Regions from separate parts of the Homo sapiens genome. Here region 1 is linked to region 2. The links are chromatin loops, found by intact Hi-C in ENCODE. Cell type or tissue: sigmoid colon. All regions are shown on one strand. Each heading gives the region's core, and the rest is flanking DNA. Links, peaks and the distances in the headings are about the cores only. Region 1 has its middle 12 kb from the start of LINC02694. Region 2 overlaps FSIP1 (fibrous sheath interacting protein 1).

Evidence for each region. A loop is a pair of places that touch in the nucleus more often than their neighbours do. Peaks named below come from ENCODE experiments on the same cell type or tissue, not always from the same donor. Only the 100,000 strongest peaks of a DNase experiment are listed, where the experiment ranks them.
Region 1: it touches region 2 in a loop (4-fold over the local background); 6 of 110 quality-filtered maps call a loop at or near these places.

Annotation. Positions count from the first base shown.
Region 1 is chr15:38,706,312-38,710,712 of GRCh38, reverse strand. No RefSeq gene overlaps it. Among named protein-coding and RNA genes, the nearest start is that of LINC02694, 12 kb to the right of the region's middle. In sigmoid colon, for the core only: a CTCF peak has its summit at 2,726 (motif pointing left); no DNase peak of the experiment used is centred there; H3K27ac peaks cover 241 bases.
Region 2 is chr15:39,683,769-39,688,169 of GRCh38, reverse strand. The region is part of intron 10 of FSIP1 (fibrous sheath interacting protein 1); the gene reads left to right. Among named protein-coding and RNA genes, the nearest start is that of FSIP1, 97 kb to the left of the region's middle. In sigmoid colon, for the core only: a CTCF peak has its summit at 1,989 (motif pointing left); no DNase peak of the experiment used is centred there.

The sequences.
Region 1 (4,401 bases), core at 228-4,227, 980 kb after region 2:
ATCAAAAAATAATTTGCCTGCCCAAGTTAAACATTAATAAAACCAATTTTTACTTATCTAATTTTAAGTTTACATATACAAGTGATATGAAGAAAAATTTATCTTCTTGGTAATTAACATGGAAGAAGTTTCCTTTGCAAGAATAGTGTGTTGCTACAGAAAATAAAGAGGATACTTTGAATGGATGAAACCCCAGAGAATATGCTCAACAGTAGATAGATCCATAAATGCCCTTTAAGGAGGGTACTTCCTATTAACCATAGAACTTTCATTTGAGCACTCAGATGAATGAAGTATTCTACTGTAATAGGATGTTGAATGAGACTTTGCTGCCTGGAATTTTTGACACTGTCCCAGGCTGAGAGCAATGAAGGAAAGGTAGCCTTACATTCCAAGGAGATGTTAAATATACATGCACATGACTTACTAAAAAACTACACTAGCCCCATGATTCTTAGCCCCCCTTGTATCTGCAGCCTATTGAAGAGCTTAGGGGCATATTTGAACACAGAAATTTGGATCTACTTCCCACTTACAGAATCACACATATGTAATCCTGTTTGGAAAAAAAAAAAGAATTAGATTGAAATTAGGTTGTCTCCAAAAAGCTACAGGCTGAATAGAATAGCACACTATTTAAGAACACATTCTTGGAACTGGATTTAAGTCATGCCTCTGCCATGTACCAGCCAGGGAATCTCACCAAAGTTACTCCATCTTTGTGAGTCTGTTTCCTCATCCTTAAAAATGCAGATAATGACCAGGTGCAGTGGCTCATGCCTGTAATCCCAACATTTTGGGAGGCTGAGAAGGGTGGGTCACCTGAGGTTGAGAGTTCGAGACCAGCCTGGCCAACATGGTGAAACTCTCTCTAATAAAAATACAAAAATTAGCGAGGCGTCATGGCATATACCTGTAGTCCCAGCTACTTGGGAGGCTGAGGCAGGAGAATTGCTTGAACCCGGGAGGTGCAGTTTGCAGTGAGCCGAGATTGTGCCACTGGACTCTAGCCTGGGTGTGACAGAATGAGACTGTCGGAAAAAAACAAAAAAAAAAAAAGAAAAGAAACCCCAACAAAAAGCAAAGCAGATAATAACAGTACCTATTTCACAAGGTTTCATGAAAATCAAAAGTGATACTTGCACCATGCTTAGCACAGAGCCTGTCCCTTAGTCAATGAATGTGAACTATTATTGTGTACCAGACATTCAGCCAGCCAGCCCCAGAAACTGGGCTCAGAAAAGCATTTGCTTCTCCATCTAGAACACAAATATTTATTCTTTATATGAAAGATCCTTTTCCTGTTTCATGGGAGATTTTGCTTCCCAAGTAAACAACAATAAATCTCAAGTACACATCTGGATTGCAGCGGCTAACAGGGAATACCAATAGAAAGCATGCATGGATGGTGAAAAACCTGTTTTCCACAGTTCCTAAAATTTTGCAGCTGGTAGAGGCTCCCCAGTGGGAGAATCACCACTGAATTTTACACCTTTCCCTGATTACGTCAATAAACAAAGGTATCTTTCCATTTCTTCATAATTGTCATGAAAAAAAAAAAGCAAAACAAAAGAGAAAAATCTTAAAAGACACAAGTCATAAAGAGTCACATAAATAAAACTGAGCCAGGAACCATGAGTTCACACAACTTTATTCTTAGGAAGGTCTCTATAAACATAAATGGCTCTGCCGTTGAGGATGACATCATTAAGTGCCTTCTCTGTTAAACACTGAGGGATACTGCTGAGCCACGCAATTTTTCCACGTTACCAATAACTTTCCATGTTACCAGTAACATACTTTGCCTGTGTTACGGCACATTCCTCTTGGTGCCTGGAGTACATAGGCTTTCTCTCTTCTAACTTTACTGATCTTGCCACAGATGGTTACTGTGACCTTGGATGTCTTAGGCCCATAATCAAACCAACTGGGTTAATTGACTTAGACACTCTTAGGAATGATGCAGGGGCCCCCACCTCTGGGATAACACCACTGTATTTCTAAAACTGCTTGTGGGAAATTTACAGGGTCATGGTGGTGTTATTTACATGCAAATAGGAAAGAAAATCCATTCCAGCAGGCCACATTCTAACTACAAACACAAGAGGTTATAAATACACAAGAGGAAAACCCAACAGTCTGTTAGCATTATCTCCGAATGCCTAGGAAAGGGAGCCAACTGCTTAGCCATCACAAAAGACTTGGGCAAAATCCTGTGACCCTCGGCATCAGATATTCTCCTTATGCTAATTTTGTAGATAGCAACTTTTGCCTAACATTTTCATGATTAAGCCAAGGACGGTATAAAATATATGCATTTCTTAGAATTCCATTTATATTGTAATCACTTCTCTGTGCTGCTCTTAGGGTGGCAGGAAGCCTCAGACTGCTCTCCAATCTTCCTCAAGGGCTTTCTCTGACCTCTTTACTAAGAGCAGAAAGTTGCCAGTAAATATTCAACAAACTACACCTCCTCCAAGGTCAAGCTCTGTGTCAAGTTCAGATCTGATGGCTTTAGAGCAATGTGCAAAGTCAGTTCATCAACCTTTATCCCTAAAGTTAAATTTTTTATTTCAAATATTTTACTTAGTTTGCAAATGTGAGTTTATTAGCCTGTATCTCATCATCTTGGGTTCTCTGAAAACCACCTGCACGGCTCAATGTGGGAGAAAAGTTGATCCACAACACCATCTCCTGGTCATTCTTGGGTGTTACACTGAGCGTCAAAAGCTGAGCACTTGCTGAGAGTGACTTTCAGGCCATTAAAGTACACCAAGCCATCGCTGGTGTCAATCAACTATACCTAAAAGTGTGCATGTGGCCTTCCTAGCAACCCCCAGGATGTTGATTTGTACCAAGTATTAGATTCCACCAGTGCGGCGTAAACCCAGGTACACTAAAAGCTAGCAAGAACATGCAGATTTCAAAGGGAAATTGAAAAAATCCTTTGTAAAAATGCAAAAATACTTCTTGAATACTAAAATAAAAGTATAAATTATGGTTATAGACTATAAAAAAAAGATGGACATAAACATTAGAACAATAAAGACTGTGGATTACCAGAGAGGGAGGGAGAGACGTGGGCTGAAAAACTACCTACTAGGGACTCTAGTCACAACCTGGGTGCAATATACTCATGCAACAAATCTGCACATGTGACTCCTGTATCTAAAAAGTTGAAAAAATATTTTAAAAAACAAAAAGGGAACGTGGAAAAGTGAAATGAGGGAGGTAGAAAAATGGCAACCAAGAAGGTTTTTTTCTAATATCACTTAATATTACGTATTTTGGGTAACAATAAATGGGGACAGCTAGGCAATCAATAAGTTGTTGCTTGCAGGAAGTTGTACTAGATATGCAAAAAGGATTTATGCCAATTCCCCAAATCTCACCTTAACAATAATGTGTCATAAGCACAGAAAATTTTCTCCCATGTAGAACCAACCAAGTGTTCCCAATCGACTTTGGGATCACTACTCGGTTCTGCCCATCAAGCTATCCTTTTTCTCCCTACATGAGCAGTGAGTAACTTGAGTGAGCACAGCCTTGAAACTGAGGTCATGTAAGAGCTTAATCCAGTATCACTAATGACGAGATCTTTACCTGTCAATCATATAGTCCCTGCAACAATTGTTTCCAAAGTTGGTTCATGCAGAATCCCTTGGGGAGCTTTTTGAAAATAGATTTCCAGGCTCTTCTAGTTCTGCCACAGAATCTCTACGGCTGGAAACCAAAAAACTTCAGGGTCGGAATTCTCCCCCAGGTGATTCTAATTGCAATCAGTCTGTGGGCTCAATTGGAAGCCACTGGAAGATCACAGCTGTACCTTATTGAAAGAGGAAAACAATCAAATCCTTGCCAGTCTCTCACTGCTTACAAGAGGTGTGGCTTCAGTTCCAGGTCATCAAAGGTAAGCATTTTTTACTACAAAAGTTTGTTTACAGTTAAAATGTTCTCTTTTGGGTACATCATTGCCAAATGAAGAAATAGCCCAATTTACATAGTCAGTCCTCCATATCCATGGGTTTCACATCTGAGGATTCAGCCAACAGCAGATCAAAAATATTCCAAAAAAAATGATTAGGAACAACAATACAATATTAAAATTAAAAAATCAATATAGTGTTAACTGTTCACATAGTATTTACATTGTATTAGGTATTATAAGTAATCTAGAGATAATTTAAAATATATGGGAGGATTGTGTAGCTAGATGAAAATATGTCATTTTCTATTAGGGACTTGTACATCCTCAAATTTTTGTAACCTTGGGGCAGGCGGTATGCTGAAACCCACCCTCTAGAATACAAAGATTGCCGTATAATCCATGATTGCTTTCTTTCCAAAACCTTTCTATATGAACTATGAAAGTCAGGATCATTTTAATGTTAACTAAACTCT
Region 2 (4,401 bases), core at 329-4,328:
TGTATTTTGTGAATGCATACGATTGCATCGACTGGTCTGATTTTGTCAGCAGTGACTAGTCTGTCTACTTCTACTTTGTATTCAGAGAGATTACCTATAAGCAGAGTTGGTAGCTTCCTACCAATATAGTTCCATGGATGCTTGGCAGGCCCCTTAGCCTAATAATATGCCTCTCTTCTGATTCCTAGTGCTTGAAGTTCTTTGGCTTGGTTTGGTTCCAAATTTTGGGAGTTAGAGATTCCTTTAAGAATCTCATTAAGGCTGTGAACCTCTTTCCTGGAAAAATGCTCATATAGATGTACATAAAAATGTGTTCTTGAACTCTAAAATTAAGAACTCCTGTGTTAGGTAGAGGTAAAGTCTTTCCACAGTTAGAGAAGAGGCTTAAAATGTAAATCAGGCAAGGCAAGAGGATACATTCATTAAACAAGCATTGATTAAGGGCTTAATGTTTACAAACACCATGGGTAGGTTTTGGGCATACAGATTAAGACCTGGTCTTCTTTCTTGACAAACTTTTAGCTTGGTAGAGGAGGCCCTCATGTAGACAGAGAGTTACAATGTGAGGTATTCAGGCCTGAAAAAGAGGTGGATACAAAGTGCCAGGGAACCAGATGGGAGGTAGGGACCAACTCTGCAAGTGACTGGCTCATGTTTACCTTAGAATAGAAATGGCTGATTCTAGACGCTTGCCTCAGTCAGTTTAGAAAGGTGAAAGCTGGGTGCGGTGGCTCACGCCTGTAATCCCAAGACTTTGGGAGGCCAAGGCGGGTGGATCACCTGAGGGCAGGAGTTTGAGACCAGCCTGGCCAACATGGTGAAACCCCATTTCTACTAAAAATACAAAATTAGCTGGGTGTGGTGGCACATGCCTGTAATCTTAGCTACTTGGGAGGCTGAAGCAGGAGAATTGCTTGAACCCAGGAGGCAGAGGTTGCACTGAGCCAAGATCACGCTATTGCACTCCCACTCCAGCCTGGGCAACAAGAGCAAAACTCTGTCTCAAAAAAAAAAAAAAAAAAAAAAAAAAAAGGAAAAGAAAAGAAAGAAAGAAAGGTGAAAGGGCATTGGGTGTCAAAAGCAGGAGTGTTATTGAGTAAGAGGCTGCAAAGCAGGGAAGGACACAGATTGGAGAGAAAAGGAGAGATTGAGATTGCCAAGGAGAAACCTCACATTTAAAAGGTTTACTTGGGACCCAGCCATTTGTAGCTACCTGAAACTGGGATGATATTTTGCAAATAGATACAGACAAGTAGGCAGAACTGTCTGCCCCATTCTCCTGCCAACAACAAACAAAACATAAAACATAATTCCAAATAAGGGAAATGCCCATTACTCAGACTTTCCCTTTGAATCTAATAATGTCACCCAAGTCTTGAGGAATTTGCTAATTGTTTGTAGATCCTACAAGGTCATAATCTAGACCTGTTTTAAAAAATCTTTTAAAACTTCAATATATTTATTTGAAAGGGATGAAGAAATGATATACATTCTACCCAGTCTGCAGGATTACTTGACACTTGCCGTCATAGGCTGGGACTCAAGAAGTATTAGAGGCCACCATTTGTTTTTTCAGTTAGTCACAGCCTTTGCTCACAGGGCTTTTGAAATTATTTTAATTCAGTTACACATATAGTTGAAGCTACAAATTTATCTCAGTTCTACATTGTAATACTGGAACAATGCATTGCCAAGGGGCGATAAAGTCAGAATACCAATTTATATTGACAGTTTGGTGAGATATTCTTCTGTGATTATACACCAAAGCCTTAGATGTAGAAATTAATGGGAAAAGTTTTTAATTGAAAATGTATTTTCTCATTTTTTAAATTTATTTTTTGTTAAAGTGAGGCACCTGGGTTTGAATTTTATACTGCTAATACTTTGGGAAGGCCATAGTGGAGGTGGAAATATGGTTTTGAGATGAAGCAGTGTGAAGGTGCCACCTAGTGGTCACATAATCACGTCTGTGTTCTCTTTCTTGCCAGTGGAAATTGGGTACCCGTGGTGGGTTTCCTAGAGAATCCCCTTATAGGTGGTGAATTCGGTTAGCCTATTGCTGTCCTTGATAGGATAAAGTTTTTACTTTTACTTTGTGGTCACTGAAATTATCATCCTCCAAATTTGTTATTTGAAATTAGTTTTGTTAACTGGACAGCTCTTGTTACCCTTTTTGCTAATATTTTTAGCTAATTATGTCAGCAAAAACTTGGGTTAAATGTTAAAATTATAGTGTAATCATAGTTTCCCATTCCATTGGAATGGTCTGACATGTAATGTACAGAGAGCATGCAGAATGTCTGGAGTGTATCGTGGGACACAGCTAAAGCCTGGGTGATGGCCAGCTGCTGTGAGGTTTCATTAAAGGCCTTTCTTGTTGTTTTGGGATTAATCTCTCTTTAGTAGAATGCTGTAGAAGAAAAAAGATCAATAGAAAAACTCATCTTTTGTATAAAAATTTTTTTTTCAGATGAGATGTGTTCAGTAAGCACATACCTCATTAGAGAGATGGCAATGGATGGCTGACTACAGTCATTTCTTTTCTTTACCCTTAAACTACATGTAACCCAGAATTGAAACATATACTTGTATTGAGGTTTTCCAAAACAATTAGTGATAGAGATCTTAAGAAGGACCAGAATTCCTGGAGGGTGTTGTATGTTTTGTTTTCTCAGTGCAAGACATCTTTGAGGTTTCCTTTGCCATCAAAGGCTTTCTATGTGTGTTTGTTGGGGATGGCGGGGGGATTTATAGGAAAGGACTTTCACTGAGATATAAAATAATTTTCCCCAGGAGGATTTTTACTTTGCTAGTCTTGTTTTGGTATCTATTTTGGGCAATATTTACATTAAAAACTTAACATCTGGTAAGTACTAACATTTTATCTTTATCACACATGAACAATTTTTTTTTGTCATGGAAATCCTCATGGTGGAATTAACTAAAACATTATAGAAAGTTCAGGAGGGCTCTTCAGAACAACACAAACTTTAACTAAAAACTTTCCCTAAAGATGCTCTTGGAATTTGCAAATGCAGCCCAGATAGCACACCAGTCATTTAGATTTTAAAGTATGTGCTGCATACCCAACCTTGTCCTAGGTGGACATTGCTGAGAAAAATACACAAAAATAGTGTGATTTGTAGGAGTCTGGGTTCTCAAGGTCCTCAGAAGAGGCAGTACTGAGGCAAGTACGGAGCCAGATTGCCTGTGTTTGAGTCCCTGCTCTGCCCTGGACTAGCTGTGTGACCTTGGAGAAGTTACTTGACCCTCTATGCCCCAGTTTCTTCATCTGGGAGAGGGGATACTAATAACTTGCTTTGCAGGGTTGAGTGGAAAGCACTTAGAACAGTGTCAGGATATATGGCAGGAACTCCATCAATACAAGTCAGCTATTTCCATCCTCACCACATGGTAAAGCCCAGGCACCACACACAGGAGGACAGTTTAACACTGTATTTGATTAAGAAATGTTAAGGCCACTTACTAGAGGAGTTCATAAAAGAGAAAGCAGTGTAGGCTGGGGTATTTAGGAAAAGACATTCTATTTTAGGATTTGACATTCTAAAATAAAATTTATTTTTAAAGCAGCTTTCTCTATTTGGTTTTCAATTAAGGAGATCAATTCATTAGGATTCTTGGTGCTATTTCCTTCTATAGGGTTAAGGAAAAAGAGTAAGATTTCCCTTGGTGCGTCATTCACTTTTTATTCATTGAGCAGCTATTTATGGACTATGTGCTCTATGCCAAGCATTGAGTTTGAGTGAGCGAATGAGACAGGCAGGAATCACAGCTGTAGTGTCTGTTCTCCAGCCTTTTAATAATGTTCCGCATGTGCCTCAGTGACCTTTCCAGATTCCTTATATTTGGTTTATTTTAAATTTTATTTTTAAAAATTGTTTATGATGAAAAATTTCAGACACACATGTGTCTGTTCCTTTGCCAATACCACACTGTCTTTATTGCTGTTGCTTTATATTAAATTTTAAAATCAGCTTATATGATTTTTCCAATCTTATTTTTCCTTTATCAAAATTGTTTTGGTTATTCCAGTTCTTCTGTCTTTTCATATAAATTTTAGAATCAGCTTGTCTGTACCTACAGAAAATCATGCTGGGATTTTTATTGGGATTGCATAAATTTATAGATAAGTTTGGTGAGAACAGATGGCTTTATTATGCCGAATTGTCCAATTCATCAACATGGTATGCCTCTGTATTTATTTAGTCTTCTTTCATTTCTTTCAGCAGCATTTTGTCATCTTCAGCATGTAGATCCTGTATGTGCTTTTTGAGACCTGTACTTAAGTATAAATTGTAACACTGTAAGTGGTATTTTTTCTTGGTTTCTAATATGTGTGTTTTTTCTTTTGGTTTCTATGTATACAAGAAGTGTATATAT